Linked DNA regions of Homo sapiens: region 1 is linked to region 2. Evidence: read pairs that join two places in POLR2A ChIA-PET (ENCODE). Cell type or tissue: PC-9. All regions are shown on one strand. Each heading gives the region's core, and the rest is flanking DNA. Links, peaks and the distances in the headings are about the cores only.

Region 1 (15,563 bases), core at 3,623-11,622, 59 kb after region 2:
CTAACTGTACCACTCCAGCCTGAGTGATAGAGCGAGACCCTGTCTCAACAACAAACAAACAGCGCTCCCAAAACCCAACAACAAATAAATTTATTCATTGCATTTCAAGAGGAGCGAGTGTTTTGAGAAAAGACAAGGACTTTTGGTAAGTTGGGTTAAATACTGATATCTGCTTCTTTAACAGGATCACTGTTCTTGTCTATATCTGGAAAGAAGACAAACCTTGGGCAGCAAAATGCTGTTTTTATTATTAATGCAGTGATGTCAATCCAAACTAGATGACTGTGATTCATGGAATCTTCAAGGAAAACCAAATATTCTTTTTTAATAAAGTAATGGAGCTGGGAATTGCACATCTGCTCTTAAAAATCTGTTTTTCGTAATACAGAACATATGTTAATCGTCACATCTTTTATTAAACTGAAGGAAAATTCTTGTTGAGTAGATTAATTCTGGATCCTGAAAATGCGGGACCATGGAGACGAGAATATCGAGACAAATGTCTGTCTGTCTTACCAACTTACCTCTAGAACAGTGATTTTCACACTGCTGGATGTGACCTTCACGAGGGTAATGAAATCAAGCTAGTGGGTTGGGAGTAGCATTTTTTTTTCGTTTTTGAGACAGGGTCTCCCTCTGTCTCCCAGTCTGGAGTGCAGTGGCGCGATTTCCGCTGACTGCAACCTCTGCCTCCTGGGTTCAAGTGATTCTCCTGCATCAGCCTGCCTAGTAGCTGGGATTACAGGCATGCACCACCACGCCTGGCTAATTTTTGTGTTTTTAGTAGAAACATGGTTTTGCCATGTTGGCCAGGCTGGTCTCAAACTCCTGACCTCAGGTGATCTGCCTGCCTTGGCCTCCCAAAGTGCTGGGATTATAGGAGTGAGCCACCATGCCCAGCCTGGGAGTAACACTTTAAAAAAATGAAATGGAGTAGAAAATGCAGAGTAGAATGTAGGAGCTTTTGGGAGCTTTTGCATTATTGCTCTCTCTTGTGTGTCTACACAGAGGTGTCTGCAGTCATGATGTAGGAGGTAACTTTCCTGTATTTCTCCTAGAGCTTCAGCTTTAGGTTCGCTTTAGGTTGGTGGGACCAGCAAAATCCCACCCCAAATTGGAGAGGTCTGGCTGACTGGTTGAGGCTAGGGTGATGTCTGATTGAGAAGGCTCGAAGACTCAACCACAGCTTTTGAGTCTCTGATTCTGCAGTTACATTATACCTGCAGGTTCAGGGCCTGAGCTTGTCTGTTTCCTCACAGATATTTATCACAGTGCTCTCTCCTTGGCCTGCACTGACCCAAGAATCAGAAGCAGTATGTCAGTGCGTAAGGAAGCACAATTCATTAATTTTTTTTTTTTAAAGATTTTTTTGGTAACAGTTTTATTGAGAAATAATTCATATAACACACATTTTATCAATTTAAAATATGCAAATCATGCTTTTCAGTATATTCACAGAGCTGTGCAAGCATCACCCATATCAATTTTGGATTATTTTTATGACTTTGAAAGGAGACCTTGTACCCTTTAGTTATCATTTCCCAACCTTTCCTTTCTTGGGCTGAGGCTGTAGCGTCAGCGGACACCTCGAGAGAAAAGATGAACTTTGGCATCTGTAGGCTGATACGGTGGTCTCCAAACTTTCTTTATTTATTAAATATTCAGTAAAAAAGCTTTTGAGCATGTACCCCCAATTTACGTAGATGGAAATACATTTGTTGACTTCTATTTCAGGCTTTAAAAAAAGAAAATAAAACATTTGTAAATGATGTATGCCACTGTACTGATACAGTATTACATTATCAAACACACACAGAGTTCAGCACTTAGTAAAAAAAAAAAGCTGGTATTTTCTCCACACGCCCCTGTGACTCAGCCTCTGTGGGCCTCCCTCCCGTTTTGATGGCCTTCAGTTAGCGTATACAGGCCCAGTTTGGTCTGGGCTCAGCTGACCCCTGGACCTCTCTCTCTCATCCCCTGGCACCCTTCCAACCCACTCCTTGCTCTCTGGCCTTGCAGAACTCCAGGCAGTGCTCCCAGATGCTGGCTTTTCTCTCCCGATGACACCCCACTATCTTGACTTTCCCTCCACGTGGAATGTTCTCCCTGTCCCCGTCTTTCTGGCGAACTTGGTCTAATTCACACAGCATATGCCCAGGTTTACCTCTTCTGCTAGTTTTCCTTACTCTCTGAAGCCCAGCTAGATGGGCCTACCTCCTTTTCCCCTTAACAGCTATACCTGTTTATTGTAACAATATATTTATTTGTTTGTTTCCCATTTTAGGCCCCAGGGATTGGACTTGTACCTTGCTTACATTTTCTCCCCACCTTCTCTCTCTCTTACTTTCTTATTACAGCAGTGTTGATAAGTATATTCTCCCTTATACATGAATCTTTGCACTTTCCCGCATGTCTTCCTAGGGATAGATTCCTAGAATGTCGATGCCACTTTTTGGTCATAGTTAAAAAAATCCAGAAAAATGGATTGAGACCAGATTGTGAAGTAACTTGAACCTCAGATCTCCAAACATTAAAGCTTATTGATTGGGCACTAATCATATGAGTTTGCTAGAGCTGCTGTAACAAACTACCACCAAGTGGGTGGCTGGAACAACAGGATTTATCATCTCAGCAGTTCTGGAGGCTGGAAGTCCAAAAGCAGAGTGTTGGCAGGGTTGATGTCTTCTGAGGGCTGTGGGGAAGGATCTGTGCCAGGCTTCTTGGCCTTCTTCAGGTTCACCTGACATTCTCCCCATATGCCTGCCTGTGTACCCAGATTCCCCCTTTATGATGGCACCAGTCACATTGGATTAGAGGCCCACCTTATTCCAGTGTGACCTCATTGTAGCTTAACAAATTACATCTGTAATGACCCCATTTCCAGATAAGGTCACATTCTGAAGGTACTGGGGGTTACGACTTCATATGAGTTTGCAGAGTGGCGCACAATTCAGTCCATAACATTTGATTGACACACAATTAAAGTTATATATTATTAGGGAGATTTGATACACTTATAATGTCAAATCTTCCTAGTTAGGAACAAGATATATTTCTCTTTTTATTTAAGATTTATTTATATTTATTTCATCAAGTCAATTTTATAGATTTATTGGGTTTGGGGCCTTAGAAAGTTAGAATATTTGTAAAATGGGATCAGACCTGGAAGAATATGGGTAAATCACATTAGGGAAGGTAAGAGAATGGAGTGGGGTCACTGGCATATAGTTGGCACTTCATGAGCGTCTGTGGAGTAAATTTGCTGCATGAGTAGAGGGAATCAAAGTTAAAGAACATTTAATTTAGCAACGTAAAAGTTGTAGGGGATGATGGCCAGGTGTGGTGGCTCACACCTGTAATCCCAGCACTTTGGGAGGCTGAGGCGGGCGGATCACTTGAGGTCAGGAGTTCGCCTGGTCAATGTGGTGAAATCCCGTCTCTACTGAAAATACAAAAATTAGCTGGGCATGGTGGCGAGCAACTGTAGTCCCAGCTACTCAGGAGGCTGAGGCAGGAGAATTGTTTGAACCCGGTAGGCAGAGGTTGCAGTGAGCTGAGATCACACCACTTCACTCTAACCTGGGCCATAGAGCAAGACTCTCTCTCTCTCAAAAAAAAAAAAAAAAAAAAAAAAAGTTGTAGGGGATGTTGCTGTACAGTTTGGGTACTTACATACTTGAATTTGTCTAAGATTGTCCTTTATCAGGACAGATTGAGTTCTCAATTTGATAATTCCCTTTGTGTATATGGGTCATCATAGAGGAAGTGTAGAAGCTGAAATACTATTATGAGAAAAGACTGCATAAAATAAACTCATTACCACCAAGGTCTCCTTTTCCTTCTTTAGTCTTTAGAAATACAGATGATTGAAAATTTACATTACATGGAAAAAATAAGAAACACCCTAAAAGGGTAATTATTTTATTTTTATTTATTTATTTTTTGAGATGGAGTTTCACTCTTGGTGCCCAGGCTGGAGTGCAATGGCACGATCTTGGCTCACCGCAACCTCCGCCTCCCGGGTTCAAGCTATTCTCCTGCCTCAGCCTCCCGAGTAGCTGAGATTACAGGGATGTGCCACCACGCCTGGCTAATTTTTTTTTTTTTTTGTATTTTTGGTAGAGACAGGTTTTCTCCATGTTGGTCAGGCTGATCTCAAACTCCTGACCTCAGGTAATCTGCCTGCCTCGGCCTCCCAAAGTGCTGGGATTACAGGCATGAGCCACCGTGCCCGGCCCGAAAGGGTAATTATTTTAAAACACTTTTATTTTTATGGTCGAAAGAAGGCTCACAGATCCCCCGTCCTGCTATATTCTGTTGCATTTCCAACTCTTGAGAGTCTTTCCCACCCCCGGGACCTCTCCTCTCTCCCTTCTCCCCCATGGAGTGCTGGTTCAGGAATATTTGAGGATTGGCCTATTGTGCAAACACTCAACATTGCGTCTTTCATCTCAAATCCTACAGCTGAAAGCAGAAACATTTTAAATTTGAAAGAATGGGAAACCTTTGCAATTCACAGATTTGCAGTTCCTGGTTTCAAACACTTGCCTTGATGTTTGTTACTTTAGTTCTCAGTTAAAACCTCTACCTTCGGGGTAGCACTGTATGTTCAATTATTGCATTCTTTCCTTTCCTTTCGTCTTTTTTATTCTGCACAAAATTTCATCCCTTTAGCTAAGCTCCCACCTGCCCCATCTTCTTACCTTTTTTCCAGATGTCTCCATGCTGGGAAGCCTCTGCCAGTTGGACTTGTTTCTCAGGGGAGGCTTCATTCACCACTTTGCCTCCTCATAAGCCCTAGGCACGCTTTCTGGATAAACTCTTTCTTCTTTTCTTCTCAGGATCAAACAACTTAGTCCCCGCTTGGCTCTTCCCCTAGGCTCCAGCTCTAGTCTGTAGAGCCTCTCCCCACTGCCCTCCAGTATCATATTGAAAGAACTGACAAAAAGGCAAAAGCATGTTTTTGCTACTATGGCAACCATGCCCAGCCACATCTTCTCTCCTTTTTGAAGTTCCTTCCTTATTTTATTTATGTAAATTTATCAAATAAAGCTGAGCTTCATGTTTTTAACTGTTTCCAGCCCTCATTTGAAGACTTGGCCTTATTTCCTTTCATAAGCCTTCATTATAGCTGTTTGGTACATGGATTTCTTCATCACGGATACCTAGAATATTTTCCCTGCCAATGGCCCCTAGAGCACTTCATTGTCTCTGGATGTACAAGTCCCTGTGTGAGAGGTGGTCAGTCGCTTTTCAAAGTGATTATGCCAACTTATCCTTCTACCAGTGCTATATTTCAGTTTCAGTTCCCTGCATCCTCATCAACACTGGGCTTTGTTGTATTTTTTGATAATTGCCTTTATGATATTCTCCTAGCTCCCTGAACTTTGTCTTCTCATCATACTTGTTTAATGCCCTTGCCAGTCTGTAGACTCTAAGAGGCAGGGATAGTGCCTGTTTGTTCACCATTCCACTCTCAGGAGTTCCTGAAATCCAACACCTCCTTCCTTCTTCTGCACCGCAAGGCCAGTTTCACATGCCAAATCTTCTGCAAAGCCTTCCTCAATCCCTCAAAATCAGATGGCTCTTCCTTTTTTGGGGTCCTCTGTTGTTAATAGCAGTTTTTGTGCCTTTTTAATATTCACCATGTCTTATATCTAAATGTGTACTTTTCTGTTGCCCTCAATAGATTAGCTGGTTCTTGAGGGTGGAGAAGATCTTCCTCATCTTTGCAGCACCCACGGTACCGGTGCCATGTATGTTTTAGGTGCTTGATAAATATTTGAGTGAATACTTCAGTGCCTGCTGTGTTCTGGGAAATCATTCACACCCTTCTTACTTGATGATACTCAGTGCTGTTGCTGACACAAAGGATATGTACCTAACGTAGGTTGTTTATCGGTGGCCAGGTGGTGCTCTAGAAGGACTGCAGCAAACAAGAGGACTTTTCACCCCACACCTGCCCCAGTGCTGGGATTGTCCAACCTCTTCATCTTTGTCAGTGGGTTAGGGAAAAAATGGTAATTATGAGATACCGTATATATAGATACACACACACATATACAGTTGGCCCTTGAACAATGCAGGGATTATGGGCACTGAACCCCACCTAGTCAAAAATCTGTGTATAACTGTTGACTCTGCTCAAACTTAACTGCTAATAGCCCACTATTGACCAGAAGCCTTACTGATAACATAGTCAGTTAACATATATTTTGTATGTTATGTGTATTATATACTGTATTCTTACAATAAAGTAAGCTAAAGAAAAGAAAATGTTCTTTAGAAAATCATAAGGAAGAGGAAATATATTTACTATCCATTAAGTGGAAGTGGATCATCATAAAGTCTTTATCCTCATTGCCTTCACTTTCAGCAGGCTGAGGAGGAAGAGGAGGAGTTGGTCTTGTTGTTTCAGGGATGGCAGAGGCGGAAGAAAATTGACATGTAGCTGGACTCGTGAAGTTCAAACCTGTGTTATTCAAGGGTCAACTGCATGTATGTATTGATTTTGTGAGATTTCTGTTTATATCCTTTGCTCTTTTCTCTTTTGGGATATTTGTCTTGCTTGTATAACCTCTTCCTACATTAAAGGTATTAATACTCTCTCATGTCACTCACTTATTTGTTATCTAAAGCTTGTTTCTTAGGATGAATCTCCAGCCTGAGTGCCTCCATTTATCTCATTTCTCTGAAGGGAACAGTCTTTCTTTTTCCACGCTTCTGTTCGTTTTCCATCTGCCTCCCCTCTTCTACCCTTCTCTCCTTGCCCCGCCTCCTCCAACACTCTTACTCTGGTCAACACCAAGTCATCCTTCCTATCTAAGTTTAAATATCACTGCTTTGGAGAAGCCTATCTGGTCCTCCCCTCCTACTTCATGTCAATCAATCTCCCTGTGCCCTGTTATTCTCTTTCAATGCCCCCCACCCTCACCACATTCTCTCCCGTAAGTGCCTTCATGCTCCCTTCATGACCCTCACCATCATTAGCAGTTACATGCACATGTAATGTTTTTATCCACTGCTACAATGTAAATCTCTTCCAGGACTGGGATAAAATCTGGTAAATAAGGGAATGCGTAAATTAAACAGCCAAGTGATTCTCTTTGATCACTGTTTTATTAAACTAAAATGATTTCTGTTTCATTAGTTGGTAAAGAAATTGTTTAAAGACTTCCACTTGCACTCTGAAAAAAATTTTATGTTTGCTAATGGAAATTAATAAAAATGGAGTGTTTTTCAAATGGGTGGATGATGAGGGGGAGAGAGAGAGAGAGAGAGAGAGGGAGAGAGAGAGAATGTGCATCTGGGAGCTAAACTACTGCATATTTGAGAGTAGGTGTGGCCAGCTGTTCGTTCTGTGCTGGAGGATGCCGCACCCCTCCTGGTGTGTTTCCCCAAGCTCTGGGAGAAATCTGTAGCATTCAAACAGTCCCCTGAGTATGTGTCAAAGTAGTGTATCTAGTGGCAGTGCACATTTCACAGCTATTGCTAAAAGATAAAGCAGAGACGCAAGCTATGCAGGGCACGTCAACATTCACAGCAAGCTATTTTCTAGAAAGCACTTGTGAATCTGATCTGATTATTAGGCTGTTTTCAATGCATGGTAGGTATGGTTTAAGGGCAATCCAATGCTCAGTGGTGAGAAGATGAGAGATCGAAATCCTGACCTTCTCTGATTCTGCATTAAATGCTTTGATGGCACAGAAAATGTATACCTGAGAGTTTTATAGCTGTGCTTGTATGCGTACATGTGTGTGTGTGTGTGTGTGTGTGTGTGTGTGTGTGTGTTTGTGTGGTCAAATTTCATGAAGACATGCTTCTTTGACTGATTAGTTGGGGTTATTGACATGAATACCATAGATACAGTCATAAAATGTACTGTATTTCTCTATGGGTTTGAGTATTATAAATATTTATGTGTAGTTGATTCTCTAGAATGCAACTTTTCCAGATTAAAAGGAAAACAATAGCAGATCATTCTGAAATGAAGAAAGGGAGGCTGCTATCAATTATAGTGTTTAAAAGTATGGCTTTAGATAAAAGGATGATTTGTTATTTAATGTATCAAACAATATTGTGAGCAAATTCTGGTTGACCACATCTGGGTGTGTTCCCCTTAACTCTAAAAGGAGAGGGGTGAGCCAGGAGTGATTAGTTTGGAAACAGTCCAGGGGCAGAGAGGGTGGGGCTGGATTGTATGGAGTGGGGAGAAACACTGCTCAGCTGGGTTTTTACAAGTCAGAATGGGTATTTGAAGAGGACGCTGCTTTCATCCTGCTGGGTGCAAGGTCAGCTGCAGATGCTCTTTCATTGTTTCTTTCTAATCAGCTTCTAAGAATGTGGCTTAAACGCTCAGCTATTTCCAGGTGGTTGGCATCATTTATTGAGTTGTCTGCTAGAGTTATTTCATACGCTGCCTAAAATGACTCAAAAAACAAAAAAACAAAAAACAAAAAAACCCAAATAAAACAGCTGTATGGCAAACATGCTGATGAGGACCTCTGCATTTAGTTGCTTCGACTCAGCGCACAAGTTAATTTAATGTTTTGAGTTTGGTGACTTATTCAAATCCTAAATTGTTACTGCTGTAGTTAGTCTGTAATGTCAAGAGTCTTGTTAATCATGGTAGTTACATTAACCTGTTGTTAAAGAAAGACTCTTCGACCTCAGACAAGATATCCAATGGTGGTACCTTCTGACTTGATACTAACACATAAGAAATCTCTTGTTCCTTTAAAATGACTAGTAAAATTACTTACCTGGTTAGTGAATTTGCATTTCAACATTCTTTTATTTCCAATTTTATTTAACTCCTGGATGTGAGACACACTTTTTTTTGTTTGTTTGTTTTGTTTGTTTGTTTTTGCCTGCATGAGTTCTTGTAATACCAGTGAAACAGCTGGATCAGTATCTTTGATGGCAATAGTGAGTTTGTCAGTGAGACGATTTGGCCTACTGAGGTTGTAAAACTTACGACTCCATAGCTGCATGAGCTTTAATGGCCATTTTCCAGAAACATGGCTAGGTTTATATTTCTCACACAGCTTAAATTTTAGGTTTATGTCAATTTTTGTTTTTGGCCTCACCCTGGATAGTTTTATTTGCATCTTTGATGCAAATTTTCTCATTTTTCTTATTATGTTTGATTGTTTTGGGTGTGTGCGTGTGCATGTGTGTGATGTTTTCATGCCCAAAAGAGCAATTGCAAATTCCCTGGGTACACCAAGTAATATGCCTTGTCTTAAGCAACTAATCAGACAAAATTGCTTTTTTATCAGACTCATCTAGATTGAAAACAATACTGTATGCCCTTGACCATCTTCTTTGACCAGTGTTGCAGTTTTGACAGAGACGCTAAGGCAGAGGGAGGGAGGAGATGCTGCCTTTATCAATGGGCTGCTGCTTTATAACAAACCATCTGCTCTAGTTATTAGGTTGGTGCAAAATAATTGTGCTTTTTAGCATTACTTTCAATGGCAAAACAGTGGCTGAAAACAATGACAGCATTTGTTTCACTCACAGACCAGCAATTTGGTCAGAGTTCTGCAGGGCTAGCTTGTCTGTTCCACTCACTGTCAGCTGGGTCAGCTCAGAGGTTTGGGGCTGGAATCATCTGAAGCTTGTTTGCTCACATGTCTGGTGGTCGATGCTACAGGTCAGCTGAGACTTTAGCGAGACTGTCAACCACCATACCGACATGTGGCCTCTCCATGTGGCCCGGGCTCCCTCACAGTATGGGGGCTGAGTTTCAAGGTGTGAAGACAATATTCTCTTCCTATGTAAGAGCAGCAGTCTCTGTCACAGAGGCTAAGACCATCAGAGCTTGAGGGCACAAAGGGAAATTCTACTTGGAACCTGGCATATCAAACCTGAAAATTCAGAACTTATACTTTGGTTAGATACAGAGAAAATGCACGTGTGCTCTCTACAGTAGATGTAACAAATCTCTTGAGTTTATTAGATACATAGCTCTCAATTTAGACAAGTTTTCTGAAATATATACCTTAATTTCTCAATTGGCAATTAATTTCATCTTGCTTTCACAGTCTTACTGACATTATTCTGCTTGTAATAAATTTGATTATCTTGTTGAATAGGTATAGACAGTTTATTTTCTGGAGGCCTCTAGAAAGAGACCTTGAGGAGAATTATGGATTGATATTTTTATATAACGTAGGGAAATTATGTGGATTTTAACTGGGTCCATTATACCATTGGCTTGAGAGGTGATGTGATATTAATAAGAACTAACATTTTTTGAGCATTTTTTCTGTCCTAGGCACTGTTGTAAGTACTTTACATAAATTGCTCATTTAATCCTCCCAATAGTACTGAAGCAAGTAGTTTTATTATTTTTATTTTATAAGTGAAAAAACAGTGGCCCAGGGAGGCTAAGTAGCTTAGCCCAAATCATAGAGTCACTCAGTGCTGGGGCTGAGTTAGAACGTAGGCAGTGTGCAGTTTGGCTCTGGAGGCCACATCCCTAACGAAGGTGAAGGTAGACTTTGGACAAAGCCATGGCCTTTGACTTTCATTTCTTTTAAGAAATCACATGATGCTGCATTTGTGAACAGTTATGCAAATCCATTCAGAAAACATTTGCAAATCATCTGACTGGAGATTTAAAAAAAATCCTTGAAATAGCATCTTTGCCTTCAAAGACTTTGTTATTTAGTAAAGGTATTAAAATAAGAACATAACTAGACTATAAGGCAAATAATGGATAAATAGATGAGGAACTACGAAATGGGAAACCTCAGGGAAGGGCAAGAAAGAGAAAGATATTTTGAAAATAGGAGGCAATTAATAAGTATGTTGATAAGATGACTAAAACAGTATAATTGGATTGTTTGTAACACAAAGAAAGGATAAATGCTTGAGATGATGGACCCCATTTACCCTGATGTAATTATTATGCATCGTATGCTTGTATCAAAACTTCTTATGTACCTCATACACCTGCTATGTACCCACAAAATTTTTAAAAAAATGGATGCATAGTATCTCACTCGATGAAAGGAAGAACTTGTAACAAGCCAATCTCCTTCTTTTTGCACATTAATCTTGCTTCCAATTTATTTGCTACTACAAAATGATTAAAATGAGTGACTTGTAAAAAAACCAAATAAATATGTTGAAATTAAATCAAAGTTTGAACAGATCTTGAGAGGTACCTAGTAATTGAATAGGGGTGGAATAATACTAATCACATATGTGCAGGAAACAGCACATAGTTCAGTTTGGGTTTGGGCAAGGAGAGAGTAGGAGCCAAGGCTGGAAAGGTGAGTTAAAGATGGATTGTGGGCCAGGCGTGGTGGCTCATGCCTGTAATGCCAGCACTTTGGGAGGCAGAGGCGGCCAATCACGAGGTCAAGAGATCAAGACCATCCTGGCCAACATGGTGAAACCCCGTCTCTACTAAAAATACAAAAATTAGCTGGGCGTGGTGGCATGCACCTGTAATCCCAGCTACTCAGGAGGCTGAGGCAGGAGAATGGCGTGAACCTGGGGGGCGGAGGTTGCAGTAAGCTGAGATTGTGCCACTGCACTCCAGCCTGGTGACAGAATGAGACTCTGTCACCAAAAAAAAAAAAAAAAAAAAAATAGATTGTGAGTCCTTTCTTGAATATCAGGCTAAGGAAGCTGAACTCTTTCCTGAGACAATGGGAAGGAACTGACAGTGTTTAAATAGTGTACTTGAGTGGAATGACTTTGCATGAACTTATATGAACTTTTGAGGCATCCTGAGTCATTTAGTTGCTGTTCAACCTGCTGAAGTTGCTCTCTAAGCCTCATTATATTCAGTTATAAAATGGGAAAAATAATATTGATTTCATAGAGTTCTTATAAGGAACTAGGATATGCAAAACTGCCAATAACATGCTTGGCACTGTACAAGTTATGATTTCTGAGATACTTTTGTATCATTTACTATTTGGAAGATGAACATGCTGATTATGGCTGAGTTTCATGGCAGTAATTACAAGGATAAAGAGCTTAAAGAGGAAAATTTAGTTAGGATGGTGTATTAGTGTTCAGTAAGGAAAAGAAAAATCATTTTAGGTATTTCTTTGCCTCCCTCCTTCCTTCCTTCCCTCCCTCCCTCTGTCCCTTCCTTCCTTCTTTTTTGACAGGGTCTTGCTCTGTCACCCAGGCTGGAGTACAGCAGCTTCAACATGGCTCATTGCAGCCTCGACCTCCTGGGCTTAAGTAATTCTCCCACCTCAGCCTCCCAAGTAGCTGAGACCACAGGTGTGTGCCAATGCATCCAAATAATATTTTTAATTTTCTGTAAAGACGAGGTCTCACCCTGTTGCCCCAGCTGGTCTTGAACTTCTGGGCTCAAGCAGTCCTCCTGCCTCAGCCTCCCAAAGGGTTGGGATTATAGGTGTGAGCCACTGTGCACAGCCCATTTTAGGTATTTTAATGGAGGGAATTTAACAGAGGGAATTAGGTATGTGGATGGTATAAGGGCTAAGAACTAAACAGGAGGCAGGGAAGCAACCCAGAGATTAACAATAGCAAGAAGCTACCACTAACTACTCCTAGGGCTGAAGGGACTTAGGGAGGATATTTTTACCTCAGCCCAGAGACAGGGGCTGCTAAGTGGGAGCTAGAACCATGACGAAGCTTGCAGTAAGAGCTGCAATGTGGAGGAAGGTGCTGACCAGGGAAAGCTAGAGCATGGAGGAGAAATGACCATTGCTAGAGATGCCACCTGAGGCGAAGATAGGGAAGGGAAGATTTCCTGCCTTTTCCACACCTCCTGCCCCAGTCTTCGCCCAAGTCTCTCACTGATGGATGAATATCAGTGAGACTTTCTTACCTGGAAGCCGACTGTCAAGGGAGCCTGGGAAATTTAAGTTCCCTTTGATATAAAGCAGAGAGGGGGTGTGGGCAGTAGGATATGGATCTTAGAGTCAACAGACAGAGGATCGGCACAGATAGAATTCTAATTGACTATAAAAATCTGCACAGTCAATATGGTAGCCACTAGTCAGGTGTGACTATTTAACTTTAAATTGAAATAGTTGAATTAAAAATTCAGTTTCTCAGTGCACTAGCTGTATTACAAATACTCAATATTCACATGTGACTAGTGGCTACCATATTGCATAGCGCAGATGTAGAATATTTTGATCGTTGATCATGACATGCTACGTGAGCCCCAGGTTTGCTGGAACATCCTTCACCTATATTACACGTTGGCCTTGGTCTGTAGAATGAGGTGATGCATAGGTAAATTTGTTCCACTATAGTAATCATCTATATATATATATATATATATCTTATAATATCATGTTATAGATCTTAAATATACACAAAAAGATTTTTTTTAAGTTGTTTGTCAGTTTTAAGTAGAGATTTAGGTGTGTTGGTTATACGATTGATTCTCAGTGCTTTTCAGTATTTTTCTAATTACTCAAAGTAAAAATATAAATAATTTTTAAAGGCATAAAAGCCCGAAAGAGCCACCTGCTTTAATCATGAGTTCCTCTGCTAACCGTCAGCCCTCTCTTGGTTCATTTGGTGCCATTATGAGTGGTTGAGTAGCTGTGTCCCTTTGGCTTTTCCTCTTATAGAAAAGCCTTTTATTTCAGTGGGTGTAGTTGACGGATGTTCAGAGCCAGAGCGCCATGCATGCTGGCAAGGAAATGCCTGCTCTGATGAGCTTCCTGCTGTCCTCAGTTCCCCTGACTGTGGCAGGTGCTGCACATTGGCCCATTGGAAATTGCAGTTGTTTTTAATATTTTTTTAAAACAAATGATCTCCGACTGGCTCTGTTGCTCCTAATTTCCTTTATTTGTTGAACACTCAAGATGCAATAATCTGGTTTGTTTATAGTTTTGTGGAAATAGGAATAATGAACATTTATGTAGTGGTTATCCTATGCTAGTCCTTCTTCTAAACACCAGCACTTCCTAAGCACCTATTAATTTGTTGAATCTTCAGAGAAACATTCTGAGGTAGATACTGTTGTTACCTTCAATTTCAAATGAGCAAACGGAGGCAGAGAGTGTTTTAGTATGACTTGCTCATGGCTAGGAGGCAGCTGAACAGGGTTTCATAGGCTGCAGTCTGGCTGCAGAATCCATGCCGTTGGCCATGCTTCTCTCACTCGAGTCCTAGAATGCTGGATGCAGTTTGTTTGGGCTTATTTCTTCGATTGCTTAAAAACGACTAAAGAGGTTTTGCCTCATTTGATGGATGTTCTATTGTGAGTTGCACACTTTCTATTGTCTTTTACTTTAAAAAAGAAGAAGATAAAAAACATAAAATTATAGATGGTTTTTGAGAAGCTGAGGGTCCGTGGTCCCACTGGGCTGTTTGATACCTAATTTTGGCCTCAAATCTCTAGAGCACGAGTACAGTGTTAGCTTACTGATAACTCCCTTAGGACATCTGTGACAAACTGCCACAAAAATAATAAAAAAGAAGCAGGGTTTACTGGGGTTGTGTTGAGGGCCAGTGCCTGATTTCTGTTAGGTTCTTGAAAGCTTGGCAGTTTCCTGATGGCTAGAAGGCCTTAAAATTTTTTTGAGGATTTAGAATTGTGAAGGCCATCAGCAAAACATGAATCCAAGTGGCATTTCTCCCTCACATGTTGTCCCTTTGCTTTGCATGGAAATCATTACCTTAGTTTAAAAACATAAAAGAGAAAAATGCTCAGACCTAAGTAAGAGCGTAATGAAATGAGCATGTGCATCCCACAGCCCTTCATCAGGGCCTCACCCATGATTGATTGTTCTGCAGGACTATCTAAATCAGTAGCATGTTTTTGGACAGCTTGCAGAAGACCAACCTATTTAGCATTTTGGCCAGTGTTGCCAAAGGGGCTGCTGCTTGAAGTCTGCAAAGTTCTCTTTGTATGATAAATAATTATAAAGGGAACGGTCTACTTGAACATCTGGCTGATGGAAAGACTGACTTGAAATCAAGTGCTGAACTTTGAGTGCATCCAGCCCCAGCATCTGGTGTGGGGATACGATGGATTTGGGAGGGGGCAGTATGTTTGACATCTGTGTATTGGTCCTAGAATGTTCTTTTCAAGTTGTTTGTGCTGGTCCCAGTTGACTTGTATCCTGTAGGAAGTAAAAAGGCAACTGCAAAAAGGATTAATTAGATTCCATCTCTCTGGGAGAAAAATCTTTATTGGTAACTTACAGTTTGAGATGAGAGTTTTCATTGGTAATGTAACTTCTTATGGGTTTGATTTCCTCCTTGAATAGATTACAATCCAGGAGATATCTCAAGAAGAAAAAAGTTCTAACATCATGAAGGTTAAATGATAGAAGAAGAGAGGAAAAGAATCCCACAGGAATCATGAGAGCACTTGGCATAGAAAAGCAGAAGTAATTCAAACATAAACTTAAAAAAATGCTTTGAATCACATAGAAAAGCATACGTAAGTCATCAGTTGGTGCTAGATGTATCTTGAAATTTTGAACTTTTATACATAACATAAACTGAAAAGAGCACAAGTTTTATACCAATGACCCAAAACCACAAAGCAATTTACTTTTATTAACATTGGAGTAAATACCAGTGTTTGCTGGCTT
Region 2 (15,563 bases), core at 5,161-13,160:
GCTGGAAGTAGCTTGGGAAAGTTACTTAACCTCTCCAAACATCAGTTTTCTTATCTATGAAATGGTTATGGTTATAACAGCTATCTTATAGGGTTGTTTTCAGGAATACATGAGTTAATATGTACAAAAAATTAAAAGAAATGCCTGAAACATAGTAAGCACCAATTATTAGCTCTAATTATTGAAGAATCTACAAGTGATGCTTTTTTTTGGCTGTGACTTTCCTATATTGGATATGTTTATGAAATGGACAGGCAAACAATTAGTTTTTGTTGTTGTTCTTTGGTAATTACTTTGTAATAAGTTAAAATGGGATGGGTATAAATGGGGAGGGGATATATTGAAACCCAATTTTCCATGACCTGGCGTCATGTGGGATACTGAGAGATCACTGACACATGGAACATTCTGGTCTGTAGCATTTAGGGAAAATATGGATATTTAGCAAAGATGTATCTAAGGGACAGCCTAGGTAACTTATCAGTTCAATAGTGAGGTTTCTGATGTGCATGACATCCAGGGGTGAGATTTCTGCTGTTATATGGTAGGAAAAGGAATTGTATGCTGTTTTCTTTACTTTAATTGTTTTTAGCCAAAGTAGCTGTTATAGCTATATGCTATGGTAAAACACTGCAGCTTTTGGTTGTTAGGAAACTGTTGGGTTATCTGGGCTCTTCTTTTTCCCAAGTTCTGAAGATGAAGAGCTGCCTATCAGAAGGCACAAAAAGAATAAAACAGTTTGTGGCTTCTGAGACAAAAATTGTTATCTATGACAATAAATAAATACTCATGCATACTGTATTTTTTAAAGTTAAACAATATTTATTTTCATTTGTCTTATTAGAAATGATGAAAATACAGAAAATGAGAATGTACAGATAACATACATGAGAACATACATTGTTCATTCTTTATAGAATGTATGTACATTCCACTCATAATCCTTTTGCACAGAAATCTACTTACATGAACATTTTCTGGGTACATGCACGTTGATGTAAATGGGGCTCATATGCTTTCTATTTTAAAGTACATTATAAATACATTTATTTTACAATGAATATACATTTCCTATATAATTGAGTAATTCATAAAGCAATCAAAGGATAGACCAAAAAAATTATTGAATCATTATTCTTTATCAATGTGTAGATTATTTCCAATTTTTATGAACATGTTCTTAAATAACAGGACTGAACACTTGCCAGCCAGGCAGAACAATGAGCCTCCTTCAACCTAAAGGGTTATTTATTTTAACAGAGCCAAGGCAGCAGCTTCTCTGTGCATACGCACCTCTGGGAAGACTGTTTTCTGATGAAGGCATGGTTTTATTCAGCATTTGATGACAAATCCACACCAGTTTAGTGAAAGAGATATACTCATGTTCAGTGATGCACCAAGGAAGGGCAGGTTATTACCTTGGAAGTCTACATTTGGCAACTATTTCACAAATTTTGCCAGTCAAAACTTGATGTGAAGATTCTTAAAAATTTAACTTAGCCGGGCATGGTGGCTCAATGCCTGTAATCCTAGCACTTTGGGAGGCTGAGGCGGGTGGATCACCTGAGCTCAGGAGTTTGAGACCAGCCTGGGCAACATGGCGAAACCCTGCCTCTACTAAAAATACAAAAATTAGCCGGGTGTGGTGGTGCATGCCTGTAATCCCAGCTACTTGGGAGGCTGAGGCAGGAGAATCACTTGAACCCAAGAAGCGGAGGTTGCAGTGAGCTGAGATCGTGCTACAGCACTCCAGCCTGGGCGAAAGAGCAAGACTCTCAAAAGAAAAGTTAACTTACCACAGACCCAGCAATTCTACTTTTAGGTAGCTACCTTAGAGAATTGAAAACATATGTGCCTACAATAACTTGCTCATGAATGTTCCTAGAAGCATTATTCATAATAGCCCAAAAGTGGAAACAGCCCAAATGTCTATGAACTGGTGAAAGAATAAAGGTGGTATATCCATACAATGGAATACTCTACTGTTTGACAGTTAAAAGGAATGAACTACCAAACCTCAAAAACATTATGCTAAGTGAAAGAAACCAGATGCGAAAGACTGTACATTGTGTTATTCCATTTATATGTGATGTCCAGAAAAGGCAGATCTATAGAGACAGAAAACAGAGTTGCCTGGGCTGCAGATGGGTGTAACCATTAACTGCTCATGGGCAGGAGGAATCTATTGGGGATGTTGGAAATAGTCTAAAACGCATTTGTAGTGATGGTTGCACAATTCTATAAATTCACTAAAACTTATGGAATTGGACTTTTACAATGGGTGAATTTTGCAGTATGCAGGCTATGCATCCATTAAGCTTTTTTGTTTTTGAGACAGAGTTTCACTCTTGTCACCCAGGCTGGAGTGCAATGGCACGATCTTGGCTCACTGCAACCTCCGCCTCCCGGGTTCAAGTGATTCTTCTGCCTCAGCTTCCCGAGTAGCTGGGATTACAGGCACCTGCCACCACGCCCAACTAATTTTTATATTTTTAATAGAGATGGGGTTTTGCCATGTTGACCAGGCTGGTCTCGAACTCCAGACCTCAGGTGATCCACCCGCCTCGGCCTCCCAAAGTGCTGGGATTACAGGCGTGAGCCACTGCACCCAGCCCATAAAGCTGTTTTTTTAAACATAATGAATGGTATTTGATTATTAAAACATTGAAAAGGAAATTGGTAAGATATCTATAGTACTTTTGTGTTTTTTGGCTGGGAGGTGGCCAGAGTGCAACTTTCTTTGGTCATCTCATATCCTGGTTCCTCTGACACCAGCTGCCTCTCCCATACCACCTAAGTTTGACCCCAGTGAGATCAAGGTCGTATATCTGAGGTGAACCAGTGGCAAAATCAGAGCCACATCTACCCCTGGCCTCTAAGATCAGCCCCCTGGGTCTTTCCCCATCAAGGTTGGTGAGGACATTGCTAAGGCAACCAGTGGTTGGAAATGTCTGAGGATTACAGTGAAACTGATAAGGCCCAATTTGAGGTGGTACCTTATACCTCTGCCCTCGTCATCAAAGCACTCAAGAAACCATCAACAGATGGAAATAGAAAAATAAACTCAGTAGAAATATCACTTTTGATGAGATTGTCAGCATTGCCTGACAAATGTGGCACTGATCTTTAGCCAGAGAACTCTCTGGAATCATTACAGAGATCCTGGGGACTGCCCCGTCTGTGGGCCGCAGTTGTTGATGGCTACCACCCTCATGACTTCATAGATGACATCAACAATGACATGGTGGAATGCACAGCTCGTTAAGTACAGAGGAAAATATTTCAGTGAAGATCATTTGACAACCAACCAACCAACCAAACAAACAAAAGGACATCAACAGAAGTTCCCAACCTGCCTGCTCATCAGAATCTTTTGGGAAATAAAATTAAATAAAAAAAGAGTCCTGGGCCTGACCTCAGCCTTAGGATTCCTGTTTTCAATGATCTTCCTAGATCATTGGCTAGTCAGGTTGGAAACCACTGCTTTTTGTGAGCCATTGCTCCAGATCCTGAACTATTCTGAAAAATACCAAGACAGACGTAGTCAATAGGTGCTTATTTCACCTTCCCTTCTGGTGTGAGCTAAATAGATGTCAAATCCCCTGGCTCCCCATGGTTTACCTTGAAAGCCTTTCTTCTCCTACTTAAAGCTAGACTTGGTGCTTCTCTGCATTCACCTTAAGGAATTGACTCACTGCAGAAGCATCAGCAGCACCATTTTTTTTTTAACTGGAGAGACAAGAAAGTATTAGCTACAGAGCACATGACATTCCTGCTCTCCCAAGTTCTAGGTGTCCCTTCCTGTGACCCTTCTGCCATCTTGCTGTCCTGTGCCTCTCACTCCACTACTTTCTGAAGCTTGGGTGACCCTGTGTGGTCCAATCTTCTGCTCTACCTGCATCTCTCTCAGGGAGAGAGAGAGAGAGAGAGAGAGAGAGAGAGAGAGCGAGAGCGCTCCTCATGCTGGGGAGCCTCTCTGCCTCCCTGGAATTCCGGGGAGTACAGTTTTCTTTATCTTGTTGATGAGTTACTGTTTGTTTCTTCTGTGTTTATGTGTTCTGCTTAGTTCAACTCAACTCATCAAATACTTCTCATGTAGTGCGTAAGGTCTGCCATGCGTGGTGTGCAATGTTACCAAGGGATGCATTATTAGATGGCATCAAGGCACCTAGGCTTTGGCAATTAGGGTTGCCAGATTTAGCAAAGAAAAATACATGATGCCCAGTTAGATTTGAATTTCAAAAGAATAACAAATTTTTTATTGTAAACATATCACTTTATCTGAAATTAGAATCTAACGTTGTATCCTCTATTTCATTGGACATTCCTAAAGTTTCCATCAGACCTGGTTTTCCTTTTGGCTTTTCCACTTGAATAGTTAGGTACTCAGTAGGTTACTTAACATCTCTAAACTTTGGTTTCCTTATCTGAAAATTAGGGCAAATATTACCTGTAAGTGTGGGCTTCCTTCCTTCTCAGTGGACTCCAAGCTCATGGGGAACAGTGGTTAGCCCTCTGTGCCAAGTTTAGAACTTATGCTTACATTTTATTGTCTGAAATATAATCAGATGGCCACACCTAGCTCTAAGAGTGGCTTGGATATGGTCCTTATTCTGGGCAGCCACGTGCCTAAAGTACCAATTAGGGATTCTCTTATGTGGGAAGAACTCGGGAGCAATTAACAGTGTTTGCCACACACTTTTTTTTCTGTCTACAATACTGTTAAATAAATGCTATTGATTAAACACATTTAATAGAATAAAGGCCACTACCCAGTTGCAACAAATCAAGAAATTGTTTGGATCACTGCCAAGGATATAGAGTAGGGGATTATTCTTGGATTCAACTCACTAGCTGACCTGTCCTGCCATATTGGAAAAATATTTTAATCCTTAAGTGCTCTAGTTTCTTCATTTGTGTGAAGCCTATGTTGACTGGGGTCACAGACATAATTACATCATATAGCTGGTTGCTGATCCAATTGTTGGCAATTTCAAAACGTGCCACCTGGATTTTATATACCTTCTATTTTCTTGGTGACTAAGTTAAAGTAGAGGTGGATTTTTGCAGAAATTAGGTTCTAACGTCAGCACATAGAACAAACATTGTGTGTAGTTAAAATTACTGAATGTGGGCTGATATAGTGACTCATTTTTAACAGACAGACTAGGGGAAGGGAAAAATAATAACTTTACAGTGGAGAAATCTGGCAGACACCACCTTATCAAGTATTCAAGATGAACCTTCCCAACAAGTCATGGTGCTTCTGAAGAGCACTTCATCTCTGTGGTATTCTTCTCCCAAATCTATGCCCCAGATTAATCATGACATAGCATCAGACAAGCCCAAATTGAGGGACATTCTACAAAGTATCCAACCAAGCACCCTTCAAAAGTGTCAAGGTCGTAAAAAGCAAGCAAAGACTGAGAAGCTATCACAGATTGATGGAGACTAAGGGGTCATGATAACTAAATACAATATGGACATTAGTGGAAAAACTGGTGAAATCCAAGTAAATTCTGTAGTTAATAGTGTTGTACCAATGTCAATTTCTTAGTTTTGATAAATGCACTATGGTTAGATAAGATGTTAATATTAGAGGAAGCTGGATAAAGAACATATGAGAACTCTCTTTGCAACTTTTCTTAAATCTAAAGTTATTCCAAAATAATTTTTTTAAACTACTCCTGAAATTCTCTTGAAAATGCCCTATGTTGTGAATGAGAACCATGTGATACCTTGAAAGAAGATTAACATGTCAGGTTTTCTTCCAGCATTAGGGCAGATTACTGTTTTCTTAATAGGTATTTAACATGAATTTTTCTGGTGCTGGTAATACAGCAGTGAGAAAACAGTTAAAAAAATCTCTGCCCTCCTAGAGCTTACATTCTAGTAGGGATGTAATAAAAGAAATAAGCAAAATGTATTATCTGTAAAATAGTATTAAGTGCTATGGAAAAAATAAAGCAGGAAAGAAAGTATTGGAGGGTTGATAAAAGTTTAGAGGTCTAAAGATGTCCTCCCTAAGAAGATGACTTTAATGTAAAGACATGAAGGAAGTGAGAAAAAGAGCCACATCAGACAAACTCAATGGATATTTTGGAGAAAAGCATTCCAGATAGAGGAAATAGTGTGTGCAAAGGCCCTGAGACAGCACTTGCCTGGTATAACTGAAGAACAGCAAGGGATGCTGTTTGCTTACTTGAACCACAGATAGAGTAGCTAGTTTTCATTTGGAGTCATGTTGTAGGAAAAATGTGTGTCTTTGAATTAAACTCAGCTTGGTGAGTTACTTACATTATGAGAGGCATGTGGGAACTCCACCTGATTGAAGGGGCAGTCTTCTTCCATCTCATCTAGGGTCATATGCTTATCCAGTGAAATGGAAGGCTAAACTCTCCACACTATTGAAAATGTTATAGGCCAGGCGCAGTGGCTTACCCCTGTCATCCCAGCCTGTGGGAGGCCGAGGCAGGTGGATCACTTGAGGTCAGGAATTCGAGACCAGCCTGGGCAACATGGTGAAACCCCGTCTCTACAAAAAAATACAAAAATTAGCCTGGCATGGTGGTGCATGCCTATAGTCTCAGCTACTTGGGAGGCTGAGGCAGGAATCACTTGAATCTGGGAGGCGGAGGTTGCAGTGAGCCAAGATCGCGCCGCTGCACTCCAGCCTGGGTGAGAGAGCAAGACTCTGTCTCAAAAAAGAAAAAAGAAAATGTTATATATCTTTTATTTTTTGGTCGAGCACATGTAATTTATGTTGAATTTGTTAAAGGCAAAGAAAAGATGTTTACTTTATGTGCCAACTTTGTGATATGACTACAGAGCCCATTCATGATGAAGACATTGAGTGTTGCTAGGAAAGGTTGACTTACTCCTTGTTGGCTGCCTGTTGTCTCTGGCTTTCCTCGTTGAATGTGTACTCTCCTACCTGCTTGGGAGGAAGTGGCCAGGAGGAGTGTGCTGTGTCTTTTTTCCCTTTGGTAGACAATGTGGCTGCTGCTGCTGGTGGTAAATTATGATGGTTCTACTCTGCCCTTCATGAATGTCACTGTCACGGCAATAAAGTGTGCATTAGTAGAGCATGGGATTGTTGCATTTGGCTTTAGAATGTCCTTTGATAAAGAATTCCTTTATTATGGGTCCTAAAAGGCAATCTCTTTAAATGTACCTTTCAAACACTGGGCTAGTTATATAGATGTGTGTTCCAGTTACTCATGTATAGCTAGTTAGTCCCATGATGGAGACTATATGGCTGAAAGCCTGCTAGGAATAAAAGAAAATGAGAGTTTCTTCTACAGAATAGAGCATTATAGTTTCATTTGGAGCTTGAATATCTTATAACAAATACCATGGCTTTAAAGACATATAACAGAAGGAAAAACACTTTTATCTTTAACCTATAAAAATGTATCCCTCTTTTAATCATCTAGAATTGTATATATAAATATAAACTGTAAAATTAGAAAGACCTGAAGATACTTGAATAAAAAGAAATAAAAATTTCTTTTATTCAAAATGTATCTTTATCCTCTGGCTTAGACTTTTCCATCTTTAGGAGATGTATAAAATGGAACCCTTTCAATTGAATTATCTCAGGAACTCGTTTTACTGTGTCATTAGGAAAAATAACAACGGTTTGGGAATAACATAAAATATCCTTGTGTCTGAAGTATCTGGGTTTAAGTAGAAATTTTATATCATCTGGGGGCAACTTTTTATTTTTGGGATTGAGTTCTTTGTCTATGTAAACTTACTTTATGTAGTTTTAAAGTAACTACATAAAGAATTTTCCTTCCATTTCCGTAGTGTGCTAGGCCAAAATTGGTTCTGTTTTATGTATTATTGACAGTTTTGATTGAGTCCTACCATACCTTTCAGGGAAGATTGTTGAGGTGGTTGCTGTGGAACGTTAAGGAACGAACACTTTCCATAGGACCCTGCTTGTGGTATTCTGATAGAATCAGAAGTTAGATTCTTGGGTTACACTTAAACCCTTCCAATGAAAAGGACTTTTTATTATACTCTGAAATGAGAATGAAATATTCATTTGCTTGGAACCTGTTAAATTCTTAAATTTCATATAGGAGTTACAGAATAAAGACCTATTGTTGACTAAGGCTAATCTGAAAATCTCTATCATACTTCTCTGCAAGCTGTAAAAGCTGTGCAGCTGTACTCTGGGGCTTGGTATTTAAAACCTTTGGATTTCCTGAGATTGGTAGTGGGAAGGAGTGTAGAAGTGAAAATGCCAAGGAAATTACTGCTCTTCTTGATCGGGGATTGTAGGTACTTCTCTGACCTTTAATTCAAGATTCCTTATTATGAGTCACCTTAATGTTCCCCTGGAAATCACATGTTTTGGGGAACACCTAAATAGCTCTCTTCATTCTGTAATTGGGGAATATGTAGGGAAGGGTAGATTATTCATAGAGCATCTTTCGTGGTGGAGGAATCTGAGTGCTTGGAGGCCTTGCAGCAGGAAGTGGCATTTACAAATGGTGCTCAGAACAAGAACACTGCCTGTGTCCCTAGCCAAAAAGAAACTAAGGACCTAGCATGAGTTCCCATTAAAATCTGTGTGGACTGAGTCATTAAAGCTAAGTTAACGGCTTCACTTTTTTCTTTGGCCAAAAGGACAAGACATACTTCTTGATATCTGAGAAACTGAACTGCAGATGAATTTAAAGATAGTATTGGGGTGCCCAGTTTCTCTTAAAAAGAAAAAGGAGGGGAAAGAGAACAGGCTTGTCTATGTTGTATGGTTCTTCAAATGTTAATTTAAGCAAAATAATTTGATTTGACTCCTTGAAGCTTACCTTGGAGAACTATAATTTGATAGACTATTTTATATTTTTACAATAGATTTTCTTCATCAGCTAGACTAGTAGAAGTTAATTTTTTTTTTTTTTTTTTTTGAGATGGAGTTTCGCTCTTGTCACCCAGTCTGGAGGGCAGTGGCGCAATCTCGGCTCACTGCAACCTCCACCTCCCGGGTTCAAGCAGTTCTCCTGTCTCACCCTCCCAAGTAGCTGGGACTACAGGTGCCCACCCCTCCCACCCACCACACCTGGCTAATTTTTGTATTTTTAGTAGAGGTGGGGTTTCACCATGTTGACCAAGCTGGTCTCGAACTCCCGACCTCAAGTGATCCGCCCGCCTTGGCCTCCCAAAGTGCTGTGATTACAGGCATGAGCCACCGTGTCCGGCCGAATATTTTTAGTGATAGTATAATTGTGTTTACTTTTGGCCTCATGAGAGAAAGGAAAATATACTATTCTATTAAATACTTCTTGGTAGCTGGGTCTCAATTTTCCTGCTCTTAGGTCTGGGCATACTTTTATAAAAGTCTTGAGTGTATTTTTTTTCTATTATGGCTCCATGTCACCCCCATTCATTCATTCAGCAAATACTTATTGAGCATCTACTATATGTCAGGAACTTTTCTAGCTCCTGGGGAGCTAGCTCCTGCCTTCTGGGAACTTAGGTTCTAGAGGGTAAAGACAAAAAAGAGGCAAGAATGTATGTCAGACAGTGATAAGTGTCATGGAGAAAAATAAAGTAGGGCAGTGGAGATATGGATTATTTGGGGAAGGGAATGTGCTGTGTTTTAAGGTGATCAGGGACAGTCTTACTGAGAAGGTGACAGTGGGGCAGAGACCTGAAAGGAATGAGGGCGAAAGCCATAAGAACACCTGGGAGAAGAGCTCCCCGGTAATGGGAACAACAAGGGGAGCCAGGGTGGGGCTGTGAGTGAGGAGGAGCAGTAACAGAAGTCAGAGTGTTTGTGGGGCCGGATCTGTAGGATCTCATAGCCAAGAGAAGGATTTAGGATTTTTTTCCTGTGTGAGTTGCATCCTAATACGATTGTTGATATTTCTTCTGCCCAACCTCCTTCATTTTCCTATACCATTTCCAGTTGTTTCAACATGTAAACTTTGTTAAGGTTTCAAAAATAAACAGATATAACCCAAATAACAATGTATTAAATGCAAAAGATTGAAATCTGCATGTCTATTTCTACTAAACCTCTCTTCTTTATATGTGTCATTTGCTGGGGAAAGCAGCATTTGCTACTGACCTATTTAAATATGCTGAGCTCAGAGCCCTTCCCAGCCCAACAAGATGCACTTAACCCTCTGTGGGGATAGAAAGTTGATAGATTGTTTCGTGATTGTATTGTGCGGGTTTTTTTTTGTTTTGTTTTCTTTTGTTTGTTTGTTTGTTTTTGCACCTGACTTTGATATTTATCTGTGTCTGGGCATTTTTTAGAAAGTAAGCTCTGAAGGCCAGGTGCAGTGGCTCATGCCTGTAATCCCAGCGCTTTGGGAGGCCGAGGTGGGCAGATCACTTGAGGTCAGGAGTTCGAGACCAGCCTGGCCAACATGGTGAAACCCTGTCCCTACTAAAAATACAAAAACTAGCTCTGGGTGTGGTGGCAGGCACCTGTAATCCCAACTACTTGGGAGGGTAAGGCAGGAATCGCTTGAACCTGGGAGGCAGAGGTTGCAATGAGCCAAGTGGTGCCACTGCGCTTCAGCCTGGGTGACAGAGCAAGACTGTCTCAAAAAAAAAAATAAATAAATAAAAAGTCAGCAAGCTCTGAGAAGACAGGTATGTTTGGAGTATAATGGTTATTGTGATTGATTCCCTGACACCCAGTCCACCCCACTATGGTCATTTCAGTTGACTCCCTTATGTCAAGTCCCTCCTCCTAAGCCACTCATGGCATTCCTGTGCTCCTTGCTGGTTATTTATTAGTTAAGGATTGGGCCATTGGTTTGGTCATGGCTAATGTTGAGGGAGCTTCTATGAAGGATTTCCTTGCTTCTAAGAAAGACACGGAGAGAAGGTTGCCTTTCTTCCTTTGGTCATTGCTGTGTCTGGTTGTGATGCCTGGAATTGCTGCAGTTATTTTGCTACCCGCCTGAGAATGAAATTAGTATGTTCTGAGCTACAGGATTATCTAATTCTGGGTCCTTCTCACTTTGGGCTTTTTATGGCATGAGATATATATCCTCGTTGTTTGAGACAGGTTTATTTGTTTTGTTTACAGCTGAAAGCATCCTAACTGGTAAAGATGTATTAATTCCCTTCCTGAAGTTTTTTTTTCAGAATACGTTATATGGATTTACATGCAGTGTTTTTCAGTAATATTTAGCCCTATGGATTCCAAACTTACTGAAATGATTTAGCAGATTAGAGTGGGAATGTAGTGACATTAAGTTGCCCTTGTTAACATCTGGAGTTTTGTTTCATAAAAGCAGTATGAAAATTTTGTGTGTTTAAAGAGCTGAAAAGGAAAAATAAAAGAAGTACAGATACAGAAAAAAAAAACAAGGTTATTAGACTGTGTTGTTCAAATATTCTGTAGCTGTACTAATTTTCGTTGGCATATTTGTAATTGAATGTGCTGTACTGAAACCTCCCATTATGATGGTGACTTTGTCAATTTCTCCTTACAATCTTATCAGTCTGACATATGTATTGACATTTATATATTTATATTTCTCTAGATTATTTTCTTAGATGCGTAGAGTTTATAATGGTTATGTCTTTCTGGTGAATTACAATTTTTATATTATGTAAAAAAATAAAGAGCTGAAAAGACCTTTTAGACCATATTAATTTATTTTAATGATTGTACCCTGCTCTTTAAGTTAGCAACATCTGAACTATCAATAGTAGAAAAGAAAGGTAAATTATATGATACAAACCCATGTCCATGTACCAGATTCATCACAGCTATTCTTGCATGAGCCCAGATACTTTAAATTAAAAAAAAAGAAATGTTGAAGAACTTGGAATTCATCCCTTTATCCCATTCATTTATTAAGAGTTTTCTTTTTTTTTTTTAGTTTCTATTATTTTTATTTTATTTTTTATTATTATTATACTTTAAGTTTTAGGGTACATGTGCACAATGTGCAGGTTAGTTACATATATATACATGTGCCATGAGAAGAGTTTTCTCAAGCACAGGTAATCCTAGCAAATTGAGACATCAATATTTGAGGGTTTTAAGGTGGCCAGACTGTGGGCTCATCAATTTCCGTACTTTTCCGTCATCCAACTGAGTTTTGTGGGTGAATAATGTTACCATTTTATTTATTTTAAAGCAACATATTTGGTATTTTTTTTCTCACATATCTCTTTTTGTTCTTATAGAGGCTAGGAGTAGAACTTTGCTGTTCAAATGGGGAGTGAGCAGTAAAATTAAAAAGGTTGGCCAAGACCCTGGGAAAATGCGAACAGTGCGTGTCTTTTTTGCATCTGAACTGAAATCTGAGAGGTTCCTAGGTTCTGCACAAGGTAGCTTTGTGCATATTTCTCTGATTGCTGAGCCTGGAGTGAGCTACCTGACAGGCCTCTGATAATCAATTCCAAAGCACACACTGTTCTCTTTCAGCATCTTGTAGGGAAAGGTGGACAAAGAGTGTGAAATAAATATTCTCTTCCCAAGTCTCCCATCCCAAGTGTCTCTTTGAGGTGGGATACTGACGAAGACTTAAAAATACCCATCTCGCTTGCTCCCTCCCACATCCCTAAATACAACAAGCAGCAAACAACCCCAAATGCCTAACAGGAAGACAGTTCCTTTTTAATTTTGGCAAAATCTAGGAACTCTTTGTGTTGTGGTGTCCAGAAACATAAAAGGAGAATTCTATGAAAAGATTTCAGCTAATTAACATTTACAGGGTGCCCATTGCTGTGCCACCATGTGAGGTGTTATTTAAGCTTTGCAGAGGTAAATTAAAATGTGCTTTTTGTTGCCTTGCCTGCTTAAAGGGGAAAGCAGAGGCATGGGATGTTATTATAAAGTAAGGAGGTTGATTTTCATGTGAGGCCTAGTGCAAATCAGCCTGTTGTTTATTCTGAAAAGCATGCTGTTTTCTACAATTCAGACTTCATTATTTATTTGCTTGTTTCTTATATTAAGATTGCTCAGTGGCACAAATAAGGAAAAAAAAACCCATAAGAATAGAGAGGATGAAGGGGGCAGAGAAAAGGGAGGGAACTCAGAAGGTGAAGAAATATTGTGGTTTGCCTGAGGGAATCTGGGAAGTAAGGAGATGGAAGAAGTTGGGCGATCCTTTCAGTTAAAATAAGTGAAGACAGTTGTGGGTTAGGAGAAATAAGACTTTCTAGTTATGAAGATCTTACACATGTAACTGGTCAAATATTTTAGATTCTAGATGGACATTTCAAGAGAAGAGGTAATATAATGTAATAAAAATTTTGGCTAATGATTAATGACTGCTTAACATGTATGTGTTGAAACTGATGGAGAACAGGACTTTATATATATTACTCAGCTAACTTTACTTGTAACAATCCTATGAGGTGGATACTCTTTTTTTTTTTTTTTGAGATGGAGTCTTGCTCTTTCGCCAGGCTGGAGCGCAGTAGCGGGATCTCGGTGTACCTCAACCTCTGCCTCCTGGGTTCAAGTGATTCTCCTGCTTCAGCCTCCCGAGTAGCTGGGAGTGTGCCACCATGCCCGGCTAATTTTTTTTTTTTTTTGTATTTTTAGTAGAGATGGGGTTTCACCATGTTGGCCAGGATGGTCTTGATCTCCTGACCTCGTGATTCGCCCACCTCAGCCTCCCAAAGTGCTGGGATTACAGGCGTGAGCCACCGTGCCCGGCCGAGGTGGATACTCTTTTCATTTCCATTTTTTTTTTTTTGGTCTTTTTTTGAGGAGGAAACTGAAGCTTAGAGAGATTACATTTCCTAAAGTCTCAGCTGGTAAGTAATAAAACCAAGGTTTGGACCAAGACTGTGCCCCTAACGGCTATCCTATACTGTATCTGAATACTTGAGGAAATAAAATATACAACTGAAATTATTTTGCATTTTTTAAAGAAACAGTAGCAATAGGGGCATAGAATCTTAAAATTTAAAAGGTCTTAGAGGTCAGATTATAGAGAAAAAAATGGAAGTCCAGGGAGAGTTCCTAAACTGTGTCATGGGGTACCTTGGAAAATTTTTTACCTTTGTATTCAACTTCCCAAAAACCATAAAATGCATAATTTTCTCTGTCAATTTTTTTCCAGTTTTTTGTTCATTATGAATGTCGGGGAAGGTATCTATTTTAAATTGGACTCTGTCATAAGTAATGCTTGAAGAATTACATGTTGTGCTTGGCAATTTGCACTGCATGCAAAGCTGGAATGTAGGGAATTTTTCTGTTTTGTACTCTCTCTCTTATTATGTGTAGGGTAAGGAGAATGGAGCCCTAATGCAGTTTCTTTAGGAAGTGTAGTACACCACCAGTAGTTAAAATGATTATTATGCGGTAATGCCAAGGGCTGTAGAATAGAATTTAAACATTACTTGATGTTTTCTAGATAGATCTTAAAATAGATATCGATATAAAACAAACTGGAAGGTACAGAAAATTAATTTTAGAATGTCAATTCTGGATATATTTTGATGAGAATATGAGAAAGTAGCCACAAATCACACCGTGCACCATGAAATTTGCAACAGAAATTTCATAGCCAAATATATTTAAGTGTTCTTGGAGCCCGCTTTTTGTTTTATTAAAAAAGACCTATCCAAATTTGTTTGAGTTCATTGTAGATTCTGGATATTAGCCCTTTGTCAGATGAGTAGGTTGCGAAAATTTTCTCCCATTTTGTAGGTTGCCTGTTCACTCTGACGGTAGTTTCTTTTGCTGTGCAGAAGCTCTTTAGTTTAATTAGATCCCATTTGTCAATTTTGGCTTTTGTTGCCATTGCTTTTGGTGTTTTACACATGAAGTCCTTGCCCATGCCTATGTCTTGAATGCTAATGCCTAGGTTTTCTTCTAGGGTTTTTATGGTTTTAGGTCTAACGTTTAAGTTTTTAATCCACCTTGAATTAATTTTTGTATAAAGTGTAAGGAAGGGATCCAGTTTCAGCCTTCTACATATGGCTAGCCTGTTTTCCCAGCACCATTTATTAAATAGGGAATCCTTTCCCCACTGCTTGTTTTTCTCAGGTTTGTCAAAGATCAGATAGTTGTAGATATGCGGCGTTATTTCTGAGGGCTCTGTTCTGTTCCATTGATCTATATCTCTGTTTTGATACCAGTACCATGCTGTTTTGGTTACTGTAGCCTTGTAGTATGGTTTGAAGTCAGGTAGCATGATGCCTCCAGCTTTGTTCTTTTGGCTTAGGATTGACTTGGTGATGCGGGCTCTTTTTTGGTTTCATATGAACTTTAAAGTAGTTTTTTCCAATTCTGTGAAGAAAGTCATTGGTAGCTTGATGGGGATGGCATTGAATCTATAAATTACCTTGGGCAGTATGGCCATTTTCACGATATTGATTCTTCCTACCCATGAGCATGGAATGTTCTTCCATTTGTTTGTATCCTCTTTTATTTCATTGAGCAGTGGTTTGTAGTTCTCCTTGAAGAGGTCCTTCACATCCCTTGTAAGCTGGATTCCTAAGTATTTTATTCTATTTGTAGCAAGTGTGAATGGGAGTTCACTCATGATTTGGCTCTCTGTTTGTCTGTTATTGGTGTATAAGAATGCTTGTGATTTTTGCACATTGATTTTGTATCCTGA

The links. Peaks named below come from ENCODE experiments on the same cell type or tissue, not always from the same donor. Only the 100,000 strongest peaks of a DNase experiment are listed, where the experiment ranks them.
Region 1: POLR2A ChIA-PET joins it to region 2 with 11 read pairs; 5 of 35 experiments call an interaction of 5 or more read pairs at or near these places.

What each region holds. Positions count from the first base shown.
Region 1 is chr4:41,447,189-41,462,751 of GRCh38, forward strand. It overlaps a transcript of LIMCH1 not described here. Among named protein-coding and RNA genes, the nearest start is that of LIMCH1, 83 kb to the right of the region's middle. In PC-9, for the core only: no CTCF peak of the experiment used is centred there; no DNase peak of the experiment used is centred there; H3K27ac peaks cover 451 bases.
Region 2 is chr4:41,386,329-41,401,891 of GRCh38, forward strand. It overlaps a transcript of LIMCH1 not described here and the pseudogene RPL12P20. Among named protein-coding and RNA genes, the nearest start is that of UCHL1, 140 kb to the left of the region's middle. In PC-9, for the core only: no CTCF peak of the experiment used is centred there; a DNase peak (open chromatin) is centred at 8,383; H3K27ac peaks cover 1,678 bases.